Linked DNA regions of Homo sapiens: all the other regions are linked to region 2. Evidence: read pairs that join two places in POLR2A ChIA-PET (ENCODE). Cell type or tissue: PC-9. All regions are shown on one strand. Links, peaks and the distances in the headings refer to the core of each region. The heading gives the core; the rest is flanking DNA.

Region 1 (6,820 bases), core at 348-5,347, 310 kb before region 2:
CCCTCCCACCAAGGGAACATAAGTTCTGGAAGGGGACACCTGGGAGGCCCCAGATGACACCTTTGGGCATACCCTGACATCCAGCCAGGGTGGGGTCCTGGGAAAAGGCGGACCAGGCGCCCAGCTCGGGGTGATCTGTGGGCTAGGGCAGCAGGGAGGAGGGGAGCAGGAGGGAGGGGAGCTCGCTGGGAGCCCGCTCCCCCCTCCCCCACCCCGCGCTGACTTTCACAAGCCATTAATTCTGCACCGAAGGAATTTTCTAAAAGGCCTTTCCCCCAGCGTTTTTTCCCCTTATCCTAAAATAAAATTTTAAAAAATTTTTTTAAAGAAGTAAGCCGTCGGCTGCTCCGAATGATCTGTGTTCCGAGGGGGAAGCTGATTCCCCAGCTGCCAGGGGAAATCACAAGGCAAACCGGCTCAAACACGGAAGCCCAGCGTGGCGGGAAGTGCCGCCCCTGCTGGGGGAGGGGGATGCAGGCTGGGGGAGGGGGACACGGGACTCGGGGACTAGACGTCCTGAGCATGCTGGCCTCGGCTGAACTTGGTCTCCAGGGACAGTTAGCCTCACAGGCCCAAAATACCCCCTGACCCCAGCACCGTCCTCCTTAAAGGCTAATGAGCATGAGTCTTTCAAAACTCAAGTTCTCCTGAGAGCAGGGAAGGCTCGGCTATCCCCGCAGCGCCCTCCAAGTCACAGGGCCATCTTTCTCTCACACAAAGCTGGTCAGACCCTCCCTACCTACAACCCAGCTCCTGGCTGTCCTCGGGATCAAGCCCCAGCAGTCCAGCCTCGCATTCAAGGCCTTCGTGCCCCAGCTCCTGCCAGCTCCCAGGCCTCCAGTCTCCCTCCTCCCTCTGCCCCACCCGCTGCGCCCACCACATCAGTCTCCACAGGTCCTGGAATGTGCCCACACCTCATACCCGGGGCTCTTGTACCATTGTAAATGTCCCTTCAGCAGCCAATGCCCATCCCATGCCTCTGAGGCATTCGTACTCCCCTTGGCACTTCAGCGCCCCCGGTGTCTGGACCCATGCTGTTCCCTCTCCAGGCATGCCCAGACGGCAAGTTTTCAAGATGTGGCTCAGCCCCCCAACTCCTGTGATGGCACTGTGCTGGTCACACATTTCCCATGGCAGCACATGCATGACGTTCTCCAGCATGGAGCCTGTGCTCTGGAGGGAATGTTTACAAAAGAAAGGAACCTAATTTTGACTAAAGTGTGAACGACTGTGGTCAGCTGCTTTCTCTCTAAGTCGAGTGACTGAGAGCAACACGGCCATGCTGGGTGCTGGAGAACTGAGGGAAACGTATGCCTACTCTGCGTGTGGCAACAAAGGGAGGCGGGTATTCAGGCCCAGGCAACACTGGCTGCTAGCTTCAGTTCCTGTAAAAACCTCACTTTATCCCTCTCTCACATGGGATGAGCAACCGCCGCTGGTTTCGGCCCCGTTTTGAGAGCAGGATGCCCCCTCCCCCTCCAGCTGGCTCCCTCCTGGGGCCAAAGCTCAGCTCTGCCCACTCTCCCATTAAAACTCTGACATATTGATTTTACTACCAGCTGTAATTGTGTTGACTTTCTCTCCCCAGGAAGCCAGTTGGAAGGAGCGCTTCAAGAGCCCGGCTTCTCAGGCCTCACATCCTGCCGCAGACCCACCGCAGGTGGCACTATGAAAAGGATGCGGCATTAACAGTGGGCGCTGCGGCAGGTTGCAAAATCCAGCGGTTCCGTCACAGGTACAGACTGCATGGCTACCACACCGGCTGCGGAGGCTTTGCACTTGAGAAGTGAGGGCACCTTCCTGCCTGAAGTGTTTGATTGTTTATGATCCTGGGAAAGTCAGGTTTCCTTGCCACAGAGCTGAAATTTGCCACAGAGCTGAAAGCACATGATCACTTTGGGGTATTAAGACTGCAGGGTGGGCCGTTCGCACCATGGCTCACGCCTGTAATCCCAGCGCTTTGGGAGGTGGACGTGGAAGGATCGCCTGAAGCCTGGAGGTCAAGGCTGCAGTGAGCTATAATTTCACCACCGCACTCCAGTCTGGGTGACAGAGACCCTGTCTCGAAAAAATAAAAATAAAAAAACTGCAAGGTGACCGCAGCTCACTACATCCTGGCCGGGGACTGGGCTGTCTGGACCCCCCAGCTCCTCCCAAAGCTGGGCTCCTTCCCATTCATCCTTCACGGGAGCCAAAGAGAGCTTTTAAAACTGCAAAGCGCTTAATGCAACATGGGCTCCTGGAAAAGAAAGCAGACGTTTGTGGAGTGCAGTCTGGAGTTTAGTTGGGAGTAAAGAACAAATGTTGGCTTCTTAGTTTTGACAAATGTACCACGGTAACGGTAAGATGTTAGCAATGGGAGAAACTAGGGGACGGGTATACAGGAACTGTCTGTACTATCTTTGTAACTTTCCTGAAAATCTAAAATTATTCCAAAGTAAAAAGTTTATTTTGTAAAAAAAAAAAACCCCGCAAAGCAGGTCACATCTCCTGTGCAGCTCAACAGCTTCCCATGGTTCCCTAGTGCTGTCAACACAAACCCAAACTTTGCTCCTGGGCCCTTGAAGCCCCACTCAATCTGGCCCTGACCTCTGTGGCCTCTCTCAGCCCCCGTCCCCGCCAACTCCTCCCTCAGCTTGGACAGCCCAGGTAGGTAGGGCCAGTCCTCCTGGGCTCCCCTGAGTGGAGCCCATGTGGCACGGGCTCAGTGGTGGCCTGTGGACTGTGTCCAGTCTCAGTCCAGCAGCCCAGCCGCACACAGCCAGGCCAGGGTATGAAGCCACACCTGTGACTCCCAGACCCCAGCTCCTTCCACTTCAGCATGCACTGCCTCTCAGAACACTGTGCAAGCTGACACCTCTGCTGAGAGTAAACTGAGGCAAGGAATGAGCCATGGGCACACTGTGTGCCAGCCCTGGGAGGGGGCAGGACGGACTCGGTCCTGGGTGGCCTCTGGCAGCAGCCCCCATGCCAGGGAGGAGACCACCTGCTGCTGAGAAAGTAAATACCAGCGCCTTCAGGGGTGACCAAGAGGCTTCCTGGAGGGGCTGTAGGGAGAAGATGGCCAACCAGGCCTAGCACCATGGTCAGGAAGCCTGGCCTTAGCCACAGAGGAAAAGCAGCCTGGAGGAGCACGTTGGAGAAACCAAGGCACAGAGAAGAGCAGAGGCTTCAGACAAACGGCAAAGGACACAGCAGCTCTGGCAGACCCTTCGGGGAGGCCTGCCTTGGTTTCCCTGACCCCTCTGGAAGAGGCGGGTCACCCAGCTCCAGGGCTTTGAGGTTATCCAGACCAGCTGGACACCATCTGGAAGGGCTGAAGCCAGCCAGCCAGGCCGCCCTGAGGGCCAACACACAGACTGGGCATGATCTGCCCACCCACCCCAAACAGGCATGGCCTGGAAGGACAAGCCCCAGGCTTAGGTCACAAGCCTGGCTGGATTAAGGACCTACTGTGTGACACTACAGCTACTGGGGGCACCTTACAGCCCTGGGGGTGCACGCACGCACACACACACACACACACACACACACTCTTGCTGCGTACCCATTTTACAGATGAGAAAGCTGAGGCTCCTGACTCCTAAGTCTCACAGCTCTTACCTCACTATGGGAGGCACCATCCCCTCTGAACCTCGGACTCCACATCTGTAAAATAAGACAGCAATAGCACCCACCACCTAGGGCTTATGGAAGGACTGAGCTCATAGGAGCCTTCAGTGCTAAGCACTGTAGGTGCTCAATAAATGTTCCCAATTAGCTATGCAGACCACGGAGCAGAGGCTCGGGAGCTCCCGAGGACAGGGACAAGCCACTCCACCGCTTCCTGAAGTCAAAGCATCCGAGGCTGGATGGGCTACACCGCCCTCACCAAGGACACAGTAGTGGGAGCTCTGGCCTCGGCCTGCTCTGCCCTGGCGCCTGGGAACCACCGCCACAGTCGCTGACTCAAGCAGCCATTGTTTAGTTAGCTGGACGCAGCCCCTAGACACCCAGCTCCCCCTTCATGAAGCTGTTTCTCATTCCGGCCCGGCCTGGCCCCATTTCCAGCTCCCCTCCCCCTGGGTCCCAGAGGAGCACAGTGTGGGATGGGCAGCCAGCGGCTCTTCCCTGGCCCAGGGAAAAGGCTTCCCTCCCCCCAGCAGGAGGGGCAGAGCACGAAGCCAGTCTTTCCAAGCCCTGGAACAGTTTCCCTCCCAGCTTCCTCCCCTGAAGGGACTCCAGGCCAGGAGCCGAGAAATAGTTGCCTCTCCAGGGAACACTGGCAGTTCCCTCCTGGGGCTGGGGGGACTTGGAGGTTCGATCTCACACCCTCCTCCCCAGCCCCTGGTCTCCTCGGGGTCCAGCCCATATGCCTGGCCGCAGGCTGTGCTCTGCAGCAGGACTCTACCGCTGGTCCCAGAGTCATCGCACGACCGCTGTGGACACAGCCAAGAAGACAGGGCTGCTTGGAGCCTTGCGCAAACATCTCCGGGCTGGATTCCATGAGCTGGGGACACAGAGGTGACAACGGGGCCCTCTCTCCAGCTGCCCACATCCGAGCTCAGAGGCCCAGCCCCAGGATGGGGAGGGGCAGCTTTCTCATAGTAACAGTTCGGTAGAGTGACAGTAGCAAGCAGCTGTGTGCAGTCTGCTTTGTGCTGAGACCTCTTTCTGTATTATCTCATTCAACCCTCACCACACCCTGAAAGAGTTGATGCTGCTTTACAGTAAAGGAAACTGAGGCACAGAGAGTTGAAGTGATTTGCCCAGGGGCACACAGCCGGAATGGCTAGATCCAAGCCTCCAGCGCAGGCCTGCGGGCTCCAGATCCCCGCCCTTAACCACAGCCTCCCCACCCGCCGCTCTGCTGGGAGCCACCAATGGTTGCCAGGAAATCAGCCGCTTGGAGCTGGAAAAACCCTGGGTTTTGAGCTGGGGAAACTGAGGCCCATCAAGGTGATGGCTGCTTCTAGAGAGCTCAGTCACCTCAAACAAAGATAGCGGGCAGAGGCTGGAGAAGGGCACAGGCAAGGGGGTTTGGCCACTTTCCTGGGCCTGGCCTCCACTCCAAGGCCTCTGCCTGCGGGCCCCCCCCCATTATTTACCGATCAGAGCATAAAGTGCTACATGATTAACGCCCCACTGGGGCCTTGCCGGGACTCGTAATGGAGCTGCGAGCTTCCCTCCCCCTCCAGCGCATGATTTATCAAGTTTCAGGGTAAAGGACGGTGGACTAGGCGGGGAGGGCCCCCGCTGGCGCTGGCCCCCAGATCTTGACTGCATCGAGTATCAGCCGAGCAGGGTGGAGCAGGGCCCCTGCCACTGGATGCCTGTCTGGGCGGTCTGTTTGGTTCGGCCCTGGCTCAGACATGGCCTTTGGAAAGAAGAAAACGGCTGTACTTGGGGGGCAGTGAGGATCCAAGTCCACGTGGCTGGCACTCAGAGACTTTCTGGGCTTGTCCCCACTCGGGAACCGGCTGGTTTCCATGGCAATCCCCACATGGCTGTCAGAGCTGGAGAGGCCCTCGGGAGTTACCTGGTCCAGCCACAGTGGGGGCTCCGGGTGAGCGCCTCCGCCCCTGGATCCTGCCAGCACCTGGCAGGGCCAATACAGACCAGCAGCCACAGGGTCCCTTCCGGAACCAGATCAGCCATGTCTCTCCTTTCCCCAAAGCCCTGCTGGCTCCCCGCAGCCCACATGACAGCATCCAAGTCTTTAGCCTGCAGGCAAGGCCCAGCACACTCTCAGCTTCCCCTCGGCCTGCTACCCAAGCCACATTCCAACATCTCTGAGCCTTTGCCCCTATCGTGTGCTCTGCCTGGAATGCCTTCCCCAGCCCCATCTGTCAAGTGCTGCTCCAACCTCCCCTCCTCCAGGAAGCCCTCCCGCACTCCTCTGATGAGCTGGTTAGTGTGTGGCATCTGTCTGATGTCATGACCTCCTCCCTCACCATTCTGGGGGCTCCTGGAGAGGGTCCAATTTGTCTCTCTTGGGGGCTGTCCTGTAGCAAGCTGAGCCTCCTCCCATACTCACATACTCTAGAGAGCTCCCCACCCAGAGCTTGGACGGGCATGCGATGTTACCAAGGAGGTGCTGGCCTCTGGTATGTGTGGGTGGAGACAGCTACAGGCCCGGTAGCAGGAGTCCACACCAGGGGGTCATCCTAACCCCAGCCCGCGACCATGATGGGCGCTGGGGCTGGGCAGCTCTGCAGGCCACCCTGAAAGGCCCTCACTGCTTCTCACAGGGGCCTCGGCGGACGCAGAAGTTCCCTGGGTCTCAGTTTCCTCACCTTTAAAATGGGCCCATTCACCCCTTCCGACACCCTCTGGCTCACACCCCTTCGGTCAAAGATTTTGGAGGAATGAGGGGTCACAGGCGCTACAGCCAGAAGCCTGCTCCACCTGGAGCACCACAGTCACACACCACGGTGTGACCTCAGGCAAGATGCTTAACCCTTCTGGACCTCTGTTTCCCCTTCCATAGACTGGGGATAACAGTCATGTCATTCAGGTTCTGGGGAGATTAAAAGATATGTAAAGTGCTCTGCAAAGGGCTAACACAGAGAAAGTTCTCAAGCAACAACCACAGTAATTATGACATGATGGGGCAGTTCTGGTGTCAGAGGGAAGGCTTCCTTGCCACTCCATGGGCCAACTCCAGGGTCGGAGAACGGAGGCCCAGGTAGGGGAAGGCACCACTCTCTCCCGGGGCTCCTGCCCTCCCGCTCCTGTCCCAGTACACGCCACGCGTCTTTGTTCACGGCAGCAACCAGGACATGGAACCCAGCTGGTTTCCTTAATCTCCATGGAGACCGGGAGTCACAGGCGGGTGAAT
Region 2 (6,820 bases), core at 995-5,994:
AAACCTTATCATGAGCCTGATGCTGAGGAATAGATTCTGGGAGGATCCCGAGGATCCCCTGGTTGCAGCCATGTTGAGACTGACGCTGAGGGGGACCCCAACTGTCACGAGCAACACCCATCGAACGCAGCCACCTACCTGGGGACAGATCAAGAAGCTGTCACAGATGGCAGAAGAAAACCTAAGGAAAGTGGGACAACCAGTCACAATGAGTAATTTAATGATAGCTATGATAGTGGTGATCACCATTGCCATGAGTATTCCTTCAACAAGGGCTGGCACAGAGGACAATTATACTTATTGGGCGTATTTATCAATCTTGGCTGGCAATAATGCCTGGATGTAATCACTCTATGACACAGTTACACATGCTTTCTGGTCTCCGTATTTACCATAATAAATCTGCTCCTGTAATTGAGGTATACTGCCCTCAAAAACCTATTTGTAAACAGAATTGGACCTGGCTAGAAATAATGAATGTATTTGTTTGGGAAGATTGCATTGCAAAACAGGCAGAGGTGCTGTGCAACAATTCCCGTGGAATCATTATTGATTGGTCCCCTAAGGGGATGTTTAGCTTGAATTGCACCTGTCAGTCTGTGTGCCACAGCCACACTATGTTCAGCTGGTCTGAACAAAATGGTCAAATGGTAGAAATGGTAAGAAGTATGGCAAGAGTTCCTATTATTTGAAAACATGGTGGTATAGTGGCACCTCAACCTCAAATGATATGGCCCGCTCTAGGAGCTTAACATAAGGATTTGTGGAAACTATTAATGGCTCTTAATAAGATCAAAATTTGGGAGAGAGTAAAAAAGCATCTAGAAGGACACTCTACAAACTTGTCTTTGGATATTGCAAAATTAAAAGAACAAATATTTAAAGCATCCCAGGCACACCTGACCTTAATGCCAGAAATAGGAGTGCTTGAAGGAGTGTAGACAGATTAGCAGGTAGTAACCCATTAAAATAGATAAAAACACTTGGAAGCTCTGTGATTTCAATGATGATGGTGCTTTTAATCTGTGTTGTTTGTCTTTGTATAGTCTGCAGCTCCCGACTCCTGCAAGAAGTAGCTCACCATGATAAAGCCACCTTTGCATTTATCATCTTGCAAAAACAAAAAGGGGGAACATGTTGGGAACAGGCCCCCAAATCTGGCCATAAACTGGCCCCAAAACTGACCATAAACAAAATCTCTGCAGCACTGTGACATGTTCGTGATGGCTATGACACCCACCCTGAAGGTTGTGGGTTTACTGTAATGAGGGCAAGGAACACCTGGCCCACCCAGGGCAGAAAACTGCTTAAGGCGTTCCTAAGCCACAGACAATAGCATGAGTGATCTATGCATTAAGGACATGTTCCTGCTGCAGATAACTAGCCCAACCCATCCTTTTGTTTTGGCCCATCCCTTTGTTTCCTGTAAGGAATGCTTTTAGTTAATCTGTAATCTATAGAAACAATGGTTATCACTGGCTTGCTGTCAGTAAATATGTGGGTTAAACTCTGTTTGGGGCTCTCAGATCTGAAGGCTGTCAGCCCCCTGGATTTCCCACTCCACACTCTATAGTTCTGTGTGTGTGTGTGTGTGTGTGTGTGTGTGTGTGTTTCTTTAATTCCTCTAGTGCTGCTGGGTTAGGGTCTCCACGACTGAGCTAGTCTCAGCAGTATAAAAATCAGAATATTAATTTGGCAACATTTGGTAATATCAATGCAGAATATTTATCAGAAATCAAATGTTATCACCAAAAATCTACTCTACTTTGTTATCCAGGAGATGCAATACAAAACCCATTAATTAAAACATTAACAGATACTATTAAAATACTTTGGGATAAGGTCAGAAATGCTAAATGTTACTTATTATTTTAGACACATTACCTGATGCGAGGCATATAGTGCAGATGATTATGGTTAGAGTTGTGATTTTCTAAACTCAAATACTTCTATATGTGAACATTTTTGGGAGATTTTTGTCACAACTGGAGAAAGATTATTTTTAAATTTTAGTAAACTACTTACAAAAACTGAACCAGACAAAAATAATTCAAGAAGCTAGAAATATGACAACATGGTGCAATAGGAAATCCTTGAATAAAAAATATATATATGTATATATACACCATAAAATATAGAATGGTATATTCTGTATCATTCTATATTCCTTTTCTAAAGCATCATTATTATTATTTGAGATGAGGGGGAGATCTAACCATGTTGCCTGGGCTGGTCTTGAACCCCTGTCCTCAAGCAATCTTCCTTCCTCAGCCTCCTGAGTAGTTGGGATTACAGACACATACCACTATGCCCACCTTAAAGCTTGCTTGCTTGCTTGCTTGCTTTTTTTTTTTTTTTTTTTTGAGACAGGATCTTGCTCTGTTGCTCAGGTTGGAGTGAAGTGGCACGATCTCAGCTCACTGCAACACTCCAGCCTGAGCAACAGAGCAGACTCCATCTTGGGGAAAGAAAGAAAAAAAAAAAGAACTATACATCTACCAAAAGCTTCAGTTAAATGTTTGGGTATATTGAAAACACACTGGATATAAATTTGAAACCACTGTTAAACGTGTGACAGGAAAATCGAGTTGAGACTGCCATGCCCGTGTCAACTGACCATGGGTTCTTGGGCTCTCAATGCAATAGAACATTGACATGAGGCCAAAAGAGTTTTCTCAAAGCTTCACTGGAGCTTTTGTCCAGCCATAAGGGAGGCAGAACGAGAGAGAAAGAGAGATAGAGAGAGACAGAGAGAGAGAGAGAGAGAGTATTCCCTGACAGACTCCACCTATAAAAGAACAGGTAGGACTTTTTTATTAGGCAAAGTACAGAACTGACATCAGAAGTAGAGTGTACACAGGCTGGGCAAGGCAAACAATGTGAGGGGTAGGGTAGCAGGTCAGCATATCCAGTTGTGATGGTTATCTTGAGTAATGGGCCACCTGGTAGTCTGGCCTGTGACAACAAGACTATAAATCAATTGTCCAGCAGCATTCCTTTCTGAGGTGGGACACTCTGCAACCTTGGTTAGCTCCTAAAGCCAGTTCCTGGAATTCTTTAAGTAAAAAGACTATTAGCAGCGAGGTAATGGTGTGGGTTTTGTGATGTGTGGGAATGCTCTAATGGGGGTGAACCAAAGCCAGGCTCTGTCTCTACTGTGTCTCACCAGTAAAAACACAATTACAAACAGCATGCAATGCTCTTTTTTGTGATGATGGTTAATAAAGAATACACATTCTAAAATACCAGCAAAAGTTCTACTTTCAAACATATGTCTAAATTTATTAGCTAAGTACTGACCTGGTATGATGCTTTAAGTAAAACTGATGGTTTAAACAAAATGACAGAGAAAAATCAAAATGCAATGTCAAAAAATTTTAATGTACATAATGCTCTCAAAAACCTCAGAGGGATTAAGAAATTCATTTTTTACCTTTCTTAAAAAATATATATTTTTGGGGACAAGATCTCAAGCTCTTGGCCTCAAGCAATCCTCCTGCCTTGTCCTCCTAAAAGTGCTGGGACTACAGGCATGAGCCATTGCGCCTGGCCTAAGAAATTCTTCAAAGGAAAGCTAAGTGATAATGCTTACAAAAAGATAGATTACTGAGTTTAAAATAAATTGCAGAGTCTCTTGACATTCCTTTCAATTTCTCCTGCATAGAGAATATTAGAAAAAGGGGATTTCAATTGCAAATCCCTCAGCCCATCTATGTTCCAAAACTAAATTTTAAAATCAATTTCTTTTTTATTCTACATTGGAAACTGCAATGTCATTGTTTTTTCTTTTTCTTTTTTTTTTTTGGATGGAGTCTCTCTCTGTCACCCAGGCTGGAGTACAGTGGTGTGATCTCGGCTCACTGCAACCTCCACCTCCCAGATTCAAGCAATTCTCCTGCCTCAGCCTCCCGAGTCGCTGGGACTGCAGGGGCCCACCACCACGCCCAGCTAATTTTTGTGCTTTTAGTAGAGATGGGGTTTCACCATGTTAGCCAGGATGGTCTCAAACTCCCGACCTCAGGTGATCCGCCTGCCTTGGCCTCACAAAGTGCTGGGATTACAGGCGTGAGCCACCGCGCCTGGCCAGAAAGTGCAATATCACCCTAAAAATAAAAGTTTACAATACTGAAAGAAAATAATGCCCTTTTCAGTCTTCTAATCAAGATCCTTACTATTTAAAATGTGCTCCTGGAACAGCAGCATCAGCATCACCTGGGAGCTCTTTAGGTGTGCAGAATCTCAGCCCCACTCCAGATCAGCTCAGTCAGAGTCTTCATTTTGACATGACCCCCAGGCAATTCATTTGCATATCACAGTTTGAAAATCACTGGACTAGATGACATATGTAACTTGAAGAATTACAGGAAATATGAACTTCAACAGCTATTAAAAATTTATAACTGAAATTGACTAATTTCAGTTAATGATGATATTGATGGGAAATGAACAGAGAGAAACTAAAAACGTTGTTTGTTAAGATCTGGAGTAACTTCTGCTGAAGTATTGCAATGTCTTTGCAGCAATAATTGTATATTTATTTATTTATTTATTTATTTATTTATTTTTTTGAGACAGAGTCTCTCTCTGTCACCCAGGCTGGAGTGCAGTGGCGCCATCTCGGCTCACTGCAACCTGCACCTCCTGGGTTCACACCATTCTCCTGCCTCAGCCTCCTGAGTAGCTGGGACTACAGGCGCCCGCCACCACGCCCGGCTAAATTTTTTTTTTTTTTGTATTTTTAGTAGAGACGGAGTTTCACCACGTTAGACAGGATGGTCTCAATCTCCTGACCTCGTGATCCGCCCATCTCGGCCTCCCAAAGTGCTGGGATTACATGCGTGAGCCACCGCGCCCACCCTATTTATTTATTTTCATAGAGACAGAGTCTTACTATGTTGCCCAGGCTGGTCTCAAACTCCTGGACTCAAGCAATCCTCCTGCCTCAACCTTCCAAAATGCTGGGATTATAGGTGTGAGCCACTGCAGCAGGCCTGCAGCAATAATTTATCACATTTCCAAATACTTTGTGTCTCTCAGTGTGTATTTCACTTTGCTAATATGGGTAACCAGGAAAGAATGTAGCTTCACCAAATAAAAGTTAGTAGAAACGAATTAAGGTCTAGAGTGACCAAAAAAGACTGTTACATCTAGTAATCATCATATGTGGGAGCAAGGAAGCATTGAAACTGCCATAAAGAATTTTATTTCCATGAAAGTAAGACAAACAACTGTTGTATAGAAAACTATCATATACTAGTGACTTTGAATTTCTCGGCTGGGCCCAGTGGCTCATGCCTGTAATCCCAGCACTTTGGGAGGCCGGGATGGGCATATCACTTGAGGTCAGGAGTTCAAGACCAGCCTGACCGACATGGTAAAACCCTGCCTCTACTAAAAATAGAAAAATTAGCCAGGTGTGGTGGTTTGCACCTGTAATCCCAGCTACTTGGGATGCTGAGGCACGAGAATCGCTTGAACCTGGGAGGCGGAGGTTGCAGTGAGCAGAGATCATGCCACTGCACTCCAGCCTGGGCCACAAACTCCATCTCAAAAAAAAAAAAAAAAAAAAATTTCGACACTTCATCTTAGCCAAAAGGCCAAGAAGTGATATGACTTAAAATTTCTAATGATTGTGCTAGTTTTTCTTACTTCAGGGCCTTTGCTTATGCTATTCCCTGTTCCTGATACTCCTTCCTCTCCAACAGAGTTGGCTTAAATGGTTCAGGTCTCAGCTTGAATGTCATTTCCTCAGGGTGGCCTTCCCTGACCCCACAAAGTCAGCTGCTCTTATGACATTCTCTCAAAACACTCTGAATTTCCTCTTAGCTCAACATACCCATAACTTCCCCTTACATTTCTGCCTTCCTCTCTGGACTGTAAGCTCCACCAGTGCAGGGACTTTGTCTCTGTCATTCTGAACCCACTGACCTCCATGTATCTTTAGGAGCTCAATAAATATTAATTAAATTAATAAATATTAAATTAAATATTAATTAAATCAATAAATATTGATAAATATTAATTAAATATTTATTTAATTAATATTTATTAAGATTTACAAATGAGTGAATGGTGGTCCTAGTCATATTAAATGAAGTATAATCCTGACTTATATTTGTATAACTCTTTTCTCTTTTTAGTACATTTTTACTTCTGTTTTCCCATTTGACCCTCCAAAAACTCAGCTCTACCTGGAGAGTCTCTCTCAGTCCTTAAAGTGCATATGAGATCCCCTAGCTGTTAGGTGTGAGCATGGACTGGAGGTGGATGGCCTGCCTTCCCATCCTAATTATGCCACTTCAGATCTGTGTCTTGGGCAAATTCCCTCACCTCTTTGTGCCCCAGTGTCTTCGTTTGTGCTTACCTCATAGGTGTACTATGAGGAGCAAATGAATATATAATGTAAAGATCTTGAACAGTGCCAGATACCTAACAAATGCTAGCTATCATTCCAGGAGCAGCATGAAGATGAAGAGTATAGGGGCCAGTATTACAGATTAGGCATCCCCAATATTGTGCTGAGTAGAAGAAGCTGGACACAAAACAGCACACACTGTGCATTTCCATTACATGAAGTTCAAGGATAGGCAAAACTAGCCTATGATGACAGAGGTAGGCTAGAACAGTAGTGGGCGGGGGCAAGCACACTGACTGGGAAGTACACAGTAGTCTTCTTGGGTGCTGGAAATGTTTTGTGTCTTGATCTGGGTGGTGGTTACACAGGTAAGTATGTCTACAGAAATTTTTTTTTTTTTTTTTGAGATGGAGTCTCGCTCTGTTGCACAGGCTGGAGTACAATGGCACCATCTCAGCTCACTGC
Region 3 (6,820 bases), core at 1,087-6,086, 170 kb before region 2:
GGACTCCTGGAACATCAGAGAAAGAAAAGTCTACATGGAGTAGAGCCGAAAGACCTGCTCTTATCTGTAGACCTTAAGTAATGTACTTTGGCCAGAGTAGAAAGGGGAGTTTTACTCATTCTATACCCTCTTCTGGCTCTCATATGACTTGCTGGGTAAGAAAGTAGAGAATTTGTTTTTTTGATCTTACAAATGACCCAAAAATCTGCTGGGTCACCTGAGTTAAGGCTGTGGATCTCGTGCAGGGATTGTGAGGAGGATGAGCAAGTGATCACCATGTTCACTTGGTATCTACTGGCACAAATGCCAAACTATCAATTCTACTGACTCATCTGCATCTGCAACTGGCAGGACATACCTGTATCCCGTGCAGAGCCTGCCAGAATGCTACACTGTAGAGTCACTCAGGATAGTGAAAACTGTGGCAATAATTTTATCACACAATTGTTTAATACTTTAGTTACTTATCCCTTTATGTTAGTTGTACAATGTTAGGCAAAAACAAGTCTAGGCCATTTAATAATTGTGATGAAACTTCTCCTTTAAAAAAATGAAGGCTGGACTAGTAATGACAATTATTATTTTCTTTTCTTTTTTTTTTTTTTTGAGATGGAGTCTAGCTCTGCTGCCCAGGCTGGAATGCAATGGCACAATCTCGGCTCACTGCCACCCCCACCTCCCAGGTTCAAGTGATTCTCCTGTCTCAGCCTCCTGAGTAGCTGGGATCACAGGCGCCCGCCACCACGCCCAGCTAATTTTTGTAATTTTAGTAGAGACAGGGTTTCACTGTGTTGGTCAGGCTGGTCTCGAACTCCTGACCTCATGATCCACCTGGCTCAGCCTCCCAAAGTGCTGGGATTACAAGCGTGAGCCACTGCGCCCGGCCGCAATTATTCAAGTATGAGTACCCTTTCTCTAACTTTTAATTATAAAAAATTTCAAATATACTGGAAAAAAAACCAGAAAAGATGTTATAATAAACAGCCATATACCTACCACCCATACTCAACAACTGTTAACCTTTTGCCATATTTGCTTCACTTTCACACATATGCAAACCTAAACCACTTAAAGTAAATTACATATGATCCTCCACACTGCTATGATCTGCATGTCTCCCCAAAATTCATATGTTGGAACCTAATACCCAATGTGATAGTGTTAAAAGGTGGGGCTTTTGGAAAGTGATTAAGTCATAAGGGCTTCACCCTCATGAATGTGACTGCTGCCTTATAAAAGAGGCTAGAGGGGGGCCGGGCGTGGTGGCTCACACCTGTAATCCCAGCACTTTGGGAGGCTGAGGTGGGCGAATCACCTGAGGTCAGGAGTTCAAGACCAGAGACCAGTCTGGTCTGGCCAACATGGCAAAACCCCATCTCTACGAAAAAAATACAAAGATTAGCTGGGCGTGGTGGCACACACCTGTAATCGCAGCTACTCAGGAGACTGAAACAGAGAATTGCTTGAACCCAGGAAGCGGAGGTTGTAGTGAGCCGAGATCACGCCGCTGCACTCCAGCCTGGGCAACACAGCAAGCCTCCATCTCAGAAAAAAAAAAAAAGAGGCTTGACGGAATTCTCTTGCCCCTTTCACCATGTGATGATGCAGCAAGAAGGTGACATCTATCTATGAGAAATAGGCCTTCACCAGACACCAAATCTGCTGGCACCTTGAACTTGGACTTCCCAGTTTCCAGAACTGTGAGAAATAAATTTCTGTTGTTTTTAAACTACCCAGTCTAGCGCATTTTGTTATAGTAGCCCTACAAACTAAGACACACACCCCAAAATACTTCAGCACATATCTCCAAAATTTAAAGCCATTCTCCTAAATAACTACAATGCCATTCTCACACCTACTAAATTTACCATAATTTCTTGATATCATCTAATATTCAATGATATTAAAAAGTTGACCACTTAAAATAGTTCCACTGTAACCAAGGATCTAAGTGCACAGGCTAGAAACCATTGGCCTATGAGTCACATGTCTTAGGGCAGAAATAATATATATAAACTCCAGAACTATACTTCTTTCTTAAAAGAAAGAGAGCTCAGCCAGGCGCAGTGTTTCACGCCTGTAATCCCAGCACTTTGGGAGGCTGACGTGGGCAGACCACCTGAGATCAGGAGTTCAAGACCAGCCTGGCCAACACGGCAAAACCCCATCTCTACTAAAAATACAAAAATTAGCCAAGCGTGGTGGTGGGCACCTGTAACCCCAGCTACTCAGGAAGCTGAGGCAGGGTAATCACTTGAACCTGGGAGGCAGAGGTTGCAGTGAGCCGAGATTGTGCCATTGTACTCCGGCCTGGGCAACAGAGTGAGACTCCGCCTAAACAAAAAAAAAAAAAAAAAGAGAAGAAGAAAAAAGAAAGAGAGCTTTCAATTTTCACTTTTGGCTTTTCAGTTCTAACACTGTATGTTTCAAAAGGCACTCTACTCAGGCGTCACGTTAATTAGGAAGCAGTATTCCTGGAATAGATCTTCATATATTACACAATTCTGTTGCAGTACCAGTTACTAATCCATAACCTACTTTACTTCCAAACAGGAATTTAAAATGACTTGTAAAATTTATTTGTTTTTAAAAAACTTTTAATAACAACTACTGTTTCAATAAAAACTACAATTAAAGAATAAAAGTTATAATAGGAGACAGGGAAGCAGACAATTGAACTAGAAACATAAACCAAGGCTAGCTACTGCAAGTGAACACTTTTGAGTTTTCTAGCAACCAAAGCAAAAATGGAGATAGCGTGGTTTCATTGTAATTTTTTTCATTGGCGATTAAAAAAAGTGTTTAAGAATAGAATTTATCTCCACTTAACTGGAGGAGAAATTTACACATGGACTTTTATATAAGAAGAACTAATAATTAAAATCTTTTTTTTGTTTTTGTTTGAGACAGGGTCTCACTCTGTCACCCAGCCTGGAGTGCAATGGTGAAATCTCAGCTCCCAGCAACCTCCGCCACCTGGGTAAGTGATCCTCCCACCTCAGCCTCCTGACTACCTGGGACTACAGGCACGCGCCACCACGCCCAGCTAATTTTTGTATTTTTTGTAGAGATGGGGTTTTGCCATGTTGCCCAGGCTGGTCTCAAACTCCTGGGCTCAAGAGACACACCTACCTTGGTCTCCCAAACTGCTGGGATTAAAGGCAGGAGCCACCATGCCCAGCCTAACTAAAATCTTTAAGAATTATCTTTTTTAAAGATTAAAAGATATCCTTCACAGATGATTCTTTTTTTGAGACAGAATCTCACTCTGTCTCCCAGGCTGGAGTGCAGTGGCACCATCTGGGCTCACTGCAGCCTCTGCCTCCCAGATTCAAGAAATTCTCATGCCTCAGCCTCCTGACTAGCTGGGATTACAGGCATGCACCAACACACCTGGCTAATTTTTGTATTTTCAGTAGAGACGGAATTCTACCATGTTGGCCAGGCTGTCTCAAACTCCTGACCTCAAGTGATCCACCCGCCTCGGCCTCCCAAAGTGCTGAGATTGCGTGAGCCACTGCGCCTGGCCCACAGATGATTCTTATAACCATCTACAACAATAACCAAGGGCTTATAAGATCATAGTTCAGTGAATGAGTTTCTACATGAGCTGAAGGAACACAGTTTAAGTCTGTAGCTTTCTGGTAACCTGACTTGATACTGGAAGAGAGATAGTCTAGTAAGGAACAGGTCCCTTAGCATATTATTACCAAATATTAAGTATCTAATCTCCATTTTTGTCACAAGTTGGTCAGCACAGAAGACTGAACTCACTGGCAAGCAGTCTGGCAATTAGCATATAATCTCCAAGTAAAACAGCCTAAAAATTTTTTTCCCCACTATTAGTTTCCTTTACACCAAACAGGTTCAATGTCCTGTTGCATAAGTTAATGGAAGAAAGAAATATTGCGAAAACCTGAGGAGTCTGATTTCAGATTCCCTGATCTTAAATACTACATAGGAAAAGGGTAAACTAGATTTAAGATTCTTACTTTTGGTTCCCTCTTTTGCTATTCCTCGTCATTTATTAAGCACACAAGCACTTACGTGCAAGGTTAGCATACAGCATTAGTTTTCTCTCAAATAATGTTTCTCAACTCAATTGTTCCTTCTGAATCCCAGTCCTGCCATTTCAGAGAAACAGAGCGGTGTAAGTGAGAACAGCTCAGGTCTTTGCAATCTCTGAAGACGTCCTAGTCTGCACGTGTTTCAGACTGCCTTGCATGGAGCCTGGGCCCAATATATACTAGTTACCTTTCCTGTTCCATACTTCCATCTCAGATGTATTCTCCTAGATACCAATCACTATGAATTTCTATGCAGAAATTGCAAGTCTGCTAGTCAGAATTAGAGTTCAAAGTTCTTTGCTTCCCCTGTGCCAGCTGATGACATCTCCACACCTCAGTTCTATCCAAGAGAAGCATGTCCACTGCTTGATAACTTAGTAGCACAAGTAAAGCTTAAACTTTGTACTCGTCATTAAAAAGGCAATGGCATAGGATAAATCAAGGAATAAAAATTGTTCTGCTCTTTTCTGTACTTCCTTTCTGGTATGACTCTTAATATATTCCCAAATAATGTTTCCTAACTCATGGGAGTTCTCAACTCAACCACGGGAAGGGTGAGAAGTATGCAAAAAGCTGAGATCAGAGCTATAAAGTACTCAAGAGATGCTTAGTTCCATGACATTGGGAAAGTAACCACAGGCCCTTTATCGGTGGGGTGAGAAGAGTATAAATATGAGAACCAATTCTAAGAAATGATTTTTTCATAGTTCAAAGCAAAGTCTACCTATCTCTACAAGCTGTAATTTATTTTGGCCTCTTGTACTTACCACTGTTCCCCATTGTGACTTCATTACCTCACTGGTCTTCTTTCTTTGACTCCTGAACAAAAATTTCAAAGATTCTAGCACACGTACAGATAAACTATTATTTGACTGGGCTTTACAACATCTAGTTCTGGTACTTATAAGTTAATCAGATAGCATATACCTTTAACCTTATTAACATATGGCACTCTTCCACTTCACATCTGAGATCACCAATCTCAGGACTCATTGCCCCTTTGGAATTATACCTTAAGCTTTCATATGTCTAATATGTCTAATAATTTTAGTCTCATTGCTAGTATCCTATTCCCTTTCCATACCCACCCACCAGGATCTATTATCTTTCAAGCAAAAATCATGGTGATATAAAGAAATCAGGAAGAACTGGATTAGAATCACTGCTGTGTTGACTATGACAGTATAACTTTCATAATTACTGAAAACTGGTTTCTTCATCATCAAAAGGAGGATACAGCATCCCTTACATAATTGTTTTGAATAAAGACACATGTACTATCAGCTGCTACTAGTAGTACTGCACTGAATAATTTCCAAATTTCAAATATAATAATCCCTTCTACCTGTATGGCTGTTTAAAAAGTTTCCAAAGTAATTTGACATTATCTCCATTTTATAAAAGAGAAGATTGAGGCTTGCAAAAGTCCTGCATATGTTAGAGCCTCAGTAAAGGCAAGCTACCATTCAGAAGGCCATGATTTATTCAAGGTCACACACCTAATATAGATTATAATTAGAACTAAGGACTTCTGACTCTTCACTAACAATCTTTCTACTACTTTGCCACTGAGTTAATTGTCTCTAATTCTGTGCTGCTATATTTATTTGAAGGAAATAAAATTATAAATTACATTTTTTATGCTCGATCTCTGCTTTAACTGCTTTCTGTTGGCTTTATCTTATAAATTTAGAGCAGCTCTCATATACTTAAACTTGTCTCCATTTCTCCACACACTTATTATAATCACTGAAGATTCCACAACTTATTAAACAGAAGAGGTTGAGATCATCAGTTATATCTTAACAGACTTCTACCACTACAACTTCATTCTCTAATTCCGTATTTTAACTCTTACTTATATACAACACAGGCAAACACCTCTCTGATTCAAATATCTTATCTTAATCTCATATAATTCACATAATTTATCTAGAAACCAGACTGGAATGCTATCATTTCTGCTATTTAAATTCCTCCTTTAAAGACAATGCTGAAGAATCATTTCCTCTGTCAAGATAACTCACAGGGAAAAGATGAATAGTCTTGATCTTTTGGATGAAAGACCTAAATCTAAAACTCTCGTAAGAAAACATGGATGTAAATCTTTGTGACCTTGAATAGTCAATGAGTCTGTTTGTGTTTTTTTCCTGGTCCTTGATTTAGGATAGGCAGTGGTTTCTCAGATATGACACCAAAAACATAAACAACAAAAGAAAAAAAATAGATATGATCAAAATTAAAAACTGTTATGCTTCAAAGGACACCATTAACAAAGTGAAAAGATAAAAACCACAGAGGAAAGAATCTTGCAAATCATACATCTGATAAGGAACTTGTACACAGAATATATAAAAAATTATAAGTCAAAATTGAAAAGACAATCCAATTACAAAATGGACAGAGGACCTGAACAGACAGTTCTTCCAAGATGATTACAAATGGCCAATAAGCACATAAAAAGATGCTCAGCTCATCATTAACCACCAAGGAAGTGTAAATAAAAATGTGATACTACTTCATACCCACTAGGATGGCTATAAAGACAGATAATAATAACAATTGGTAAGAATGTGCAGAAATTGAAACCCTCATATATTGCTAGTGGTAAAAGGTATGGCATGTTTGGAAAATAGTCTGGCAATTCCCTAAATGATTAATCTACTCCTACATGTATACACCCAGGAGAAATGAATAAATGTTTCCACAGATATTCACAGCAGCGTTATTCATACTGTCCAAAAAGTAGAAAC

What was found. Peaks named below come from ENCODE experiments on the same cell type or tissue, not always from the same donor. Only the 100,000 strongest peaks of a DNase experiment are listed, where the experiment ranks them.
Region 1: POLR2A ChIA-PET joins it to region 2 with 7 read pairs; 6 of 35 experiments call an interaction of 5 or more read pairs at or near these places.
Region 3: POLR2A ChIA-PET joins it to region 2 with 7 read pairs; 2 of 35 experiments call an interaction of 5 or more read pairs at or near these places.

What each region holds. Positions count from the first base shown.
Region 1 is chr3:129,592,415-129,599,234 of GRCh38, forward strand. All of the region lies in intron 1 of PLXND1 (plexin D1), which reads right to left. Among named protein-coding and RNA genes, the nearest start is that of PLXND1, 11 kb to the right of the region's middle. RefSeq lists an enhancer at 3,804-4,535. In PC-9, for the core only: no CTCF peak of the experiment used is centred there; no DNase peak of the experiment used is centred there.
Region 2 is chr3:129,905,668-129,912,487 of GRCh38, forward strand. TMCC1-DT (TMCC1 divergent transcript) reads left to right here. Exons shown (of 3, transcript NR_037893.1): 3 at 1-3,245. Among named protein-coding and RNA genes, the nearest start is that of TMCC1-DT, 15 kb to the left of the region's middle. RefSeq lists silencers at 916-1,116, 1,226-1,426. In PC-9, for the core only: no CTCF peak of the experiment used is centred there; a DNase peak (open chromatin) is centred at 2,914; H3K4me3 peaks cover 516 bases; H3K27ac peaks cover 1,578 bases.
Region 3 is chr3:129,735,934-129,742,753 of GRCh38, forward strand. All of the region lies in intron 4 of TMCC1 (transmembrane and coiled-coil domain family 1), which reads right to left. Among named protein-coding and RNA genes, the nearest start is that of PLXND1, 130 kb to the left of the region's middle. In PC-9, for the core only: no CTCF peak of the experiment used is centred there; no DNase peak of the experiment used is centred there; H3K27ac peaks cover 1,732 bases.